Regions from separate parts of the Mus musculus genome. Here region 2 is linked to region 1. The links are chromatin loops, found by intact Hi-C in ENCODE. Cell type or tissue: left cerebral cortex. All regions are shown on one strand.

The links. A loop is a pair of places that touch in the nucleus more often than their neighbours do. Peaks named below come from ENCODE experiments on the same cell type or tissue, not always from the same donor. Only the 100,000 strongest peaks of a DNase experiment are listed, where the experiment ranks them.
Region 2: a loop joins it to region 1, with 2.7 times the contacts of the local background. A loop is called at or near these places in 6 of 42 quality-filtered maps.

The regions. Positions count from the first base shown.
Region 1 is chrX:7,310,457-7,315,456 of GRCm38, reverse strand. All of the region lies in intron 2 of Clcn5 (chloride channel, voltage-sensitive 5), which reads left to right. Among named protein-coding and RNA genes, the nearest start is that of Clcn5, 6.4 kb to the left of the region's middle. In left cerebral cortex, no CTCF peak of the experiment used is centred here; DNase peaks (open chromatin) are centred at 183 and 2,863.
Region 2 is chrX:7,633,068-7,638,067 of GRCm38, reverse strand. Cacna1f (calcium channel, voltage-dependent, alpha 1F subunit) reads right to left here. Exons shown (of 48, transcript NM_019582.2): 46 at 4,863-4,975; 47 at 3,424-3,621; 48 at 2,872-3,179. The coding sequence ends at 2,949. Among named protein-coding and RNA genes, the nearest start is that of Syp, 3.0 kb to the left of the region's middle. In left cerebral cortex, a CTCF peak has its summit at 2,909; DNase peaks (open chromatin) are centred at 2,037, 2,752, 3,451, 3,806 and 1 more place; H3K4me3 peaks cover 38 bases; H3K27ac peaks cover 1,671 bases.

The DNA of each region.
Region 1 (5,000 bases):
CAGAAGCTTGGCTTCCTCCTGATCTGGGAAAGGCAGACTTAGGAATAAGCTGGGCCCCAGGGAGTATTACCATAGGGAAGGTGTAAAGTGAGATGCAAGCCTAGAGAAAAAGCATGGCGAACTTTGCGGTTTGAGTTGCTCTAAAACTGAGTAGGAGGTGGCCATATGGCTACGTGAGAGAATCGCGTTCGAGGCAGACAGAGCGGCACTGTTCAGGAACTTCCAGCTTGCTTTGTTTGCCTGGTGTGAGATGAATCAAGGAAAGGAGTCGGAGGCCAGAAAATAAAGAACCTTGTATGTTCTAGGAAGGCTTTTTATACTCTCTCCTGGAGACAAAGATTCTAAACAGGGAAGTGACAGAAACAGATTTGGTTTGAGAAAGATTCCCTTTGGCAGCAGTGCTGAGCTGAGGGGGTGCTGGAGACAGGAGAAGGCTGCACTCATTGAGATGCTTTCTCAAGTAGAGGTTTAGGGGAAAGGTAGTGAGGGTCTGAGAAGAGAAGCAAGGGGAGTGCGCTTGGAAAGCGTATGGTGAGTTCCTGCATGCTGCAAGACGGGCCTGAAGAGCTGACCCTGGACTGACGGCCAGCTTGGGTGTGGAAGCTACAGTGCCCTTCTCCAACATGGGAAACATGAGAGGTGGCTGGAGGGGAGGCTAGCTGCTGGTGTACTAAACTTTTGACCTCCTTAGCTCCTTTTGATTCCTTTGGGCTGTCAGGTTGATGTTTCAAAGGCATTTTTTGAAAAAGTATCCAGTCCAGAGTGTGTGCAAGTGGGGACTGCTTTTGTTTCTGGTGATGTGTGTGAGTTTGTAGTTTTCCACTCCAGTTGTTCTGATAGTGTTGTCATGTTTAATGATTAATAATTATTAATAAATGAAATGTCATATTTTCTTAGCAACATTTCTTAAGAGCTGAGGCTCTGCAACATGATCTGCTTAACTTTAAAATGGACTGAAATCTCATTTTTTTGATTGTTGAGAGGGAAGGGTTCTACATAATTTAGCATTTAGGATCACTGCAGTTTAGTGGCTGTTTGGGGGCAACTTTTAAAGGGGAAATGATAGTTCCAAAGTTAGCCACGTGAATCTGGATCGAACTATTGGCTTAATGGCTTGAGAGCTGTGAGGCTTTGGGCAATTTATTTGAGCCCTCTGTGATTCATTGACCTCCTTTGTAAATGAGCATGAGAATAGAACTTAGTATATACGGTTGTGAAGATGGTTTGAGTTAAACTTGATACTATACAACTGTACACCCATAATCTAATCATGAGACACTTAGAATGTAATTTAGTGTGTAAATGTATTCATAATTTAGTAATAGCTATTCCTACTACTGCTGTCACCTGATAGTACTATTGTTTTACTTTAGTTTGGATGGGACTGGAGCCTTATTCTGAAGATGTCATTTCAGGTTGTCTCTGGAAGCCTAGCAAGATAATAGTCTGTTTGGCTCTTCAGGTAGAGATTTAGATCTGAGGATAGTCTTAGGAAACAAGAAACTCCATTGTAGAGTCCAGAATGTCCAAGATCAGATAGGTATTACTTGAGCGGAATGAGAGGATTTGAAATCAGTCTTGGGATTCTCTGTTATGTTCTTTTCATGGGTTTACGGAAGAGGGAATCTGTCCTCAGTTCAAGGAAGCTTTTGCACTCATTTCTTGAGGCAATTAGTTGGGAAATCTCAAGAGCTAAAAATCTCAAACCTTCCCCTTTTTTGGATCATTGTTGACTAATTCTTAATGGAACATCTGATCAGAAATCATGCACCTCTTCGACATGGCCAACGGTATTATTTTGAGCTCACTCAATGGGGTGATAATGCATAGTCTGGCTACTTTAAACACAATATGCAGAGGGTGCATTCATATTTCTGATAACTGAAAGTCAGTGTTAAAAACATCAGGGGGTTTGCTCTAATGATTGAGAAAACACCAAAGAGGAGACGTGTTAGTTTGAAGTTAAAAGGAGACTCGAGTTCATTATTTATAACTTTACTGAACCCAAGTTATATACTGGATACTACTAGGCCCCGCAGATGCAGTAGTCTAGGAAAACAGCTACAGACTCTGAGCTCCTGGAATTTACCAACTAGGATAAAGGTAACATTTCAAATTAGTAAAATAGTTTATTTAACAAACTTGCTGAAGTAATTTTGAAAAAATACATATCTACATACATTTAGAAGGATTAAAATAGTTTTAGTACTAAAGGAGGGAGGCTAGCAAAATTTTCTGTGCTTTAAAACATATTTCTGCTCAGGTCTCAGCCCCCCCCCATTGGAATTCATTCCTAAGACTTCAGCATTTAAAGGAGCCTTGTGAACAATTCTGATGTCTAATCTTGTTTGAGAACTGCTTCACTAAGTAATTCAACATTAAATGAGAGTGAAATGATGAAAGAACTGAAAACTAGGGAATGACATAATCTCGAAGTAGATATTTATATGCTTAATAGCAAAGGTAGACATAATAAAGAAAAAGATTAATATCACTAATTATGTAATAATTTAAAACTTCTGCACATACCACAAATAAAGTTAATGAGAAAACTAGGAAGAATTGCATGCAGTCCATTGCATTTAACACAGGAAGAAAAAGCACGTGACTATTTTGCTAGAAAGGCACACAGTGACTGGGAGGGAAATCTGCACAGAGAAACATATAAACAGAGAAATTCAAGTGACCAGTAAACACGAAAAGCGTACTCTCCGTTGTTGTGAAAGAAAGGGGAATTAGAATAGCATACAATTTTCTCCAGTATAATTTTGCAAAGATTAAAAAAAAAAGAATGGCAGAACTCAGAGTTGGTAAAAAATATGAGGAAGCAGCTGTTCTCACACACGTCTCCTGAAAATGTCAACGGAGAAATACTTTTAAAATGTTTATAGTTTGAGTGGGTGAGTAGGTAGTTATTTTCTTCTCTCTCTCTCTCTCTCTCTCTCTCTCTCTGTGTGTGTGTGTGTGTGTGTGTGTGTGTGTGTCTTCTAGAGACAGGGTTTCTCTGTGTAGCCCCAGCTGTTCTAGAACTCGCTCTATGGGCCAGGCTGGGCTCAAACTCAGAGATCTGCCTGCCTCCCCCTGGAGAGTAGTTTAATACATATTAATTTATCCTAAGGAAAGAATTAAAGATGGTGCTCCAAGGATATATGAATGAATATATTAACTGTAGCATTTTCAGTGTTTGGAAAATTGGTGACATTTGTATTCTATTACAGTCATACAGTGGAATACTGTAGTTTCTAAAAGTGATAGTGCCCTACTTATTGGCTTAGAAATTGATTTATGATATAGTGTTACATGAGGAGAAAAGCAGATTTCAAATGATTAATAGTTAAAAGTCTGGTTCATTGTGTGTATTAGTATTTCTCAGCTCCACCCTCGCTAATATATTAAATGATAAGATAGTTGCTAGCCTAATAGTTCCCAACTCCTGTGCTCATCAGTATTGTGGATTAAAAAAAAAAAACCTTGAAACTGGGGCTGGAGAGATGGGGCTGGCTCAGCAGTTGAGAGCACAGGTTGATCTTCCAGAGGACCTGAGGTTGATTCCCAGCACCCACATGGTGGCTCACAGCCATCTTTAACTCTAGCCCCGTAGGAATTTGACACTCTTTTCTGGCTTCTGAGGGCACGGTGGTACAAAGGTGAACATGTGGGCAAAATAGCCATACACATAAAATAAAATAAAATAAAATAAAATAAAATAAATTCAGACCAATTTAATCTGATTCTCTCCAGGTGTTGTGTCATATGCCTTTAATCCTGAGATTTGAGAGGCAGATATCTATGAGTTCAAAGCCAGCTGGTCTACACTAGTGACTTCTAGGCCAGTCAAGGCCACATAGTGAGACGATATCTTTTTAAAAAAATGATTTTCTTGGAGTGGGTGGAAATTAATTAGTATTTTTAAAGCCCCCCATACCCTCATGATTTTAATGTACAATCAAATTTGCGAATCACTAAGTAGTGGTTGAAAGGATGAAGTAGGGAAAGTTACTGTTTCATATATGGGCTCAATGTAGAGTAGTAACTATTATTGTTATGATTTTAAATTATTAATAGTGAGATACCACTTTCATGTATGTTTTTATGTCCACAAATGCATAATACCAACAAAAGTCTGAAAGGAAAGCCAGGCATAGTAATACAGTTCTATAATCCCAGCACTTTGGAGGATGAGGCAGGAGGATTGTCCTGATTTCAAAGACAGCCTGAGCTATACCACATGGCCTGGGCTATAGTGTGAGGCACTATTTCAAAACAACAAAACCAGACAAGAATCATCTGCAAGGATACATAGAAAATTATTTAATAGGTGTAGCTCATTAGTAGAATGCATGTTCAGCATATTCAGCGTCCTAGGATCTATCCCCAGCACTGCAAAAACAGTATTAAATTAAAGATTCTGAGATGCACATGTCTACAGTCTTAGTACTCAGAAGGCTGAGGCAAGAGGAGCACCTGGGTTACGCTGTGAAATCCTGTCTCAAACACAAAACAAAATAAATTATAAATTTACTTTATTACATGGATTTCTTGTTAATTAATAAAACTTAATTTCTGAAGGAAGTATATACACACACATACGCACATTTTTACCTTATGATATTTATAGTACAAAAACTAGATATAGTTTCAATAATGGGCAATGCATATAAATTATGGCAGGTCTATATAGTATTGTATTTGGCCATAAAAAATGAAGACTAATGGCCTGTTGTTGTGATTCCAGTACTTGGGTGGTTGAAGCAGGAGAAATAAGAATTCTAGGCTATCCTAGGCTACAAAGCAAAACTTGTCTAAAAAAATATCAAGACTGATGTGGTAAATGCTTAGGAGAGAAATCCACACTAGAAGAAATGCTCCAAAGACAGTGCCTTGCTCCAAGTGCTAGGCTGAGCTTACGGTTTTCGCTGTCTTTGATACATTAGCTTATTTTTCAGATTTTGTACAAGCGGCGTGTATTGCTTTTAAAAGCAGCGAACAAGTAATTTGGA
Region 2 (5,000 bases), 320 kb before region 1:
TCTGTTTATTCCTTGGCCCTCTTTTAAAAATCCATGTATTTATTGTGTGATAGCTCCCTTTCTTTTAACAATACATTTATTTAGCATAGAGAGAGGGACGGAGGGAAGGGGAGGGGCAATCCTGTATAAGTGTGAGGAGAGGACTACCTGCCAGATAGGTTCTCTCATCTCACTGTGTGGGTTCTGCTGTCTCTTAACAGACTACTTACCTTCTTTCATGATACTAAAACTAGGCCCAGCACCCTCAGTGATGATTGCCATGTTACAAAATGCAAGGGAAAAAATATAGTTGAGATTAAAATCACCATTTTATACCCTTCTGTTGCTTGAATTTGGAAACATTTGACTGGATACCATTTATTTGTTTGTTTGTTTGTTTCTTTCTTTTTTTTTTTTGAGGCCGGTTTTTTTCTGTGTATCCCTGGCTGTCCTGGAACTTACTTGGTAGCCCAGGCTGGCCTCGAACTCAGAAATCCGCCTGCCTCTGCCTCCCAAGTGCTGGGACTAAAGGCGTGGGCCACCATTGCCCGGCTGTATATTTGAGATAGGATTTCACTTAGCCTGAGGCTGGCCATGCCTTTCCCAGGCAGCTGAGGATGACCTTATCCTCAGCTTATCCTTTTTCCTCCCCTGCCCAGGTGCTGGCATGTTATCTCTGCATCATGTGAGCTCTGGCTTTTTTTTTTCTCTGAGACAGGGTTTGTCTCAGTAGCCTTGGATGTCCTGGAATTCACTCTGTAGATCTCGGACTCATAGAGATCTGCCTGCTTCTGCCTCCAAGTGCTGGGACTAAAGGTGTGCGCCACCACTGCCCGGCTAGCTCTGGCTTTTATACTTTTCTTAACATTTAATTATTTACTGTGTGTATGTGTGGGTGCACAAGTCGAAGTCAGAAGACAGCTTTTGGGAGTCAGTTCTCTCCACCACATTGGTCCTGTGGATCTATCTCAGGTCTTCAGGCTTGGCCATCACTTTTACCTTCTGAGATATCTCCCTAGCCCCTGTACCTTTTATTTTATTTTATTTTATTTTATTTTATTTTATTTTATTTTATTTTTCTGAGACAGGGTTTCTCTCTGTAGCCCTGGCTGTCCTGGAATTCACTCTGTATAGATCAGGCTGGCCACGAACTTATAGAGATCTGCCTGCCTTTGCCTCCAAAATGCTAGGATTAAAGGCATGTGCCACCATGCCTGGCTCCCATATTTATTTACAAAACACAAGTATATAATAGATACTTCCCAATTGTTTGCGTTTTAGCTCTCGGTTGTTTGAATCTCATTTCTAATATTTACTCCTGTTTGATTTTGGACATGTAAAATGTTTTAAAATATTATGTGTATGATTGTGCTGGTTAAAAAAAGATAATTGCCAGGTGATGGTGGCACACGCCTTTGATTCCAGCACTCAGGAGGCAGAAGCAGGTGGATCTCTGTGAGTTTGAGGCCAGCCCAGTCTACAGAGTGAGTTCCAGAACAGCCAAGGCTACACACAGAGAAACCCTGCCTTTACCTCCCCTGCCCCCCACAGATAATCAACTACAGTGCACTTAGAATAGGGTTCATTTTACTATTTTGGAAGCCATTGACTTCTCACTGTTTTCCCCCTTTACCTTCCCTGCTAAGGTAACCATCGTTTCTGCTAATTTTAGCATCTCCAGTCTCTTTCCCTCTATTCTGTTTTCAGCATACCACCAGAGCATCTATTTAAAATGCACAGTTAACTGTGTCACTACCTTACTCAATGCCTTCCTATGGTTCCCCGTGCTTTTAGAGCCTAGCATTCAGGACTGCATGGTAGAGCCCCCAACCTTAGTTTTCAGTGGATTTTATGCTTCCGCTCTAACTTGCGCTTTCACCAGACGTTAGCCCAACTGCTCCAAGCCTTTGTTTCAAGTCCCTGTGTAACTGAGTTTGAGTCCTAGTCTTTGATTGTGGTTTCCCTCAAATTTTCTGGCTTGGTTGACTCAAGAGATAGAAATAAGAACTGCCTGTCTCACGAGTGAGGAGGGCTCTACTTCAGACACTCCCCACTGGTGATCCCGTTTGGCATCATTTGCTGTGCTACCTTCAATCCCTGTGGAGTGGAACCGACTCCCACTTTGGATAACTCTTGTCATATGTCCAAGTCTCCCCAGGTTGCTCCGAGGGAAAACCGTTAGCAAGGTGCCTGGCACACACTAAATGCCCAGTACACTTTCCTTGAGTGAATGATACCCCAAAGGCAGAACAAGAAGCAGAAGGAAGATCCCGTGCATCTGCGTAGGGAGGGAACGACTCTCAGGCGTTTCAGGAGGACCAAGGGGGTGGGGGCTGGGAATGGGTTCCACGGAGCTAGAAGCACCACTGTATGCTGTCATCTAGAATTTCTACCAATGGATTTAGACTTTTCTTGCCTTTCTCAGGCAGAGGTGGGAAATGGGAGACACTTATGATACTAATTCACCATCTCTGAAATTCTTGATGCTGTGCAGGGGACACGTCTGCTTAAGCCTCCAGGTCAGCTCCAACCTCTAGGCCTTTGCTCTGTCAAGAATCTTCTACAGCCTGTCCTTTGCACTGATCCGATCGAGCCTCTGTGATGTCTCTTCCTTTCCTTACTACCCAAACAGTATCTCTTCTCTTTACTTCCTCTTATCTGCCCAGTGCCCTCCTTCTCCCCGCACCTCCACTCTGTCTCCAGCTTTTTTTGGCTGCTGTCTCTTTCTCCTCCACCTCCTCCCTCCTTCCCTGACGCTGAATAATCAGGCCTAGCTGTCCTGGTTTCTGGAAATACTCATGTGTGGGCAGTGGCTGAGGGATGCAATAAGGGATGGATAGAAGCTGTTGGGCTGGCCCAGACTGCCAGTGCAAAGATACTAAGATTCAGCAGTGTGTGGTCCATGCCTGCCTCCCTCTGGGGGAAGGAAGGGCAGGGAGTTTATTGAGCAGTAGATGAGGGGTAAGGATTTAGAGGGCATGGACACAGGCCATCTCATCTCCCAGGTCCTCTTCATCAAAGCGGGAAAGAATAGACTCCTCATCACTGTAAAGGGAGGTGGTTCTCTGTGCCAGCAGGTCACTGGCAGCACTGTCCATCTCATCCAGGGTCAGGTGACATGCATCTGCAATCTCCTGCTTGGCCAGGGCCACAAATCGTGGGTCTTGGGCAAAGAGACCTAGGCCTTCGGAGATGAGCACCTGGGAGGGGGGCGTGGTCAAAGTAGGATTAGTGTTGATCCATGGCACAATGTGCACAGTGCAGGTCACTGTGAATAAATGACACACATGCAGCGCGCAGTGGGACAGGGTCAAGTACAGTATGCCGAGAAGAGGAATTTCCACATGCTCAACATAGAGTCTGGCCACTCTTGATCCTCGGCTCTCAGCTCCCACCTCTGCCCCTACTACTGAAGCCCCTTTCCCCACACCCATCTGGACTCACAGCCTCCACCAAACTGTCAGCACTGCCCCTCTTGCGGTGGCTGGGATTCGGATGAGCTCCAGGCACTTGCAGACAGGTGAAGGTACGCAGTGGGCCGCCAAGTTTGCCAAGGTATCCTTCACCCACTGTAGATTCCTCCACCAACAACAGGGGGGCATATAGCAGTCGACCCTTCTGAGGAGGGGCTGCCCAGGAACCCTGGGTCAGAATAAACAGACACCAGATGGGCAAGGATTGGTAAGTGTGAGAGTCTTCCATTCACTCTTGTCAGTTCCGTTCCTCTCCTCTAGTAGACACAACTGGAGTCACATGGGTGGGTGTAAAACGACTTCTTTATTTGTGGGGATCAAAGCCAGAGCCATAAACATTATGGCCAAGCAAACGTTCTGCTACCGAGCTACATTCCCTGCTCCACACTTGAGTTTATGTCAGAGTATAGACAGTGCCTGTTTGCATGCATTGTGTGGGAGGGAGTTAGTTAGTTAGTTATTTAAGATAGGGCCTTGCTCTAGTATCAAGGCCTGTAATTTACTATGTTGCCCAGGTTGGCCTCAATTTTTCAGCAATTCTCCTGTACTAGTCTCACAAGGGCTGGGATTACAGACACAAACCACCCCATGTAGATGTTTTGGTTCTTTTGAAAGAGTCTCATGTAGCTCAGGCTACCCTCAATTCCATAGATATCTGAGAATAACTTTGAAGTCTTTTTTTGTTTGTTTGTTTTTTTTGTTTTTTTGAGAAGTCTTGATCCTCCTATGCCTACTTCCCAAGTGATAGGATTGCAGGTATGTGCCATCATAGATGACTCTAAAACCTGGATTTAAATGTCAACTGTGGGGGACCAGAGAGGGGAATGAGCAGCCAAGAGCACTTTCTGCACAATCATGGGAACTAGAGTTCAAATCCAAGCACCCATGACCCACGTAGCAATCCAGGCCTCCCACGCATGCCTGTAACCCTAACAGTAAGGAAAGCAGAGACAGGAGGATCGCTAGAGATTGCTGGCTTTCTGCCTAGCCAAGAAAATGTGAGCCATTACTTCAAAGTAATATGTGGAGAGAGAGAGAGAAAGGAGGGCCCTGACACTCTCTTCTGGACTCTGCGCACTCCCATGGAATATATCCACACACACAACATGCACACAGACACACAAAGATACATATACACATACAAAAATTGATAAATGAATAAATAAATACTAACTGTTGTAAAAGTGCCAGTTGTGCTGTATATTAGCTATGTGACCATGGGTGGATAGACACTGAGCTTCAGTGATCTCCCATAAAGTGGGGACAGCAAAGCCATTTCACAAGTACAGTGGAGATTATGTGTGTTCCTTCAAATGCCCCATTCTTCTGAAGTCCCCGAGATGTAGTCTGTTTCTAAAGTTCAGCCTAAGATGCTATTTCCCCAAAGGCCACAACATCTCTTTTCCTCACCTGAGCCCTGCTTGGTCCTGAGGTCCGTCCACGATGGTAGGTGCCTGGGATAGGTAAATCTTCACAACTGCCCTGGCGTTGCAGACACTGGATGGTGAAGGAGGGCTTCCGACCTGATGGACAAAGGACAATGGCAAT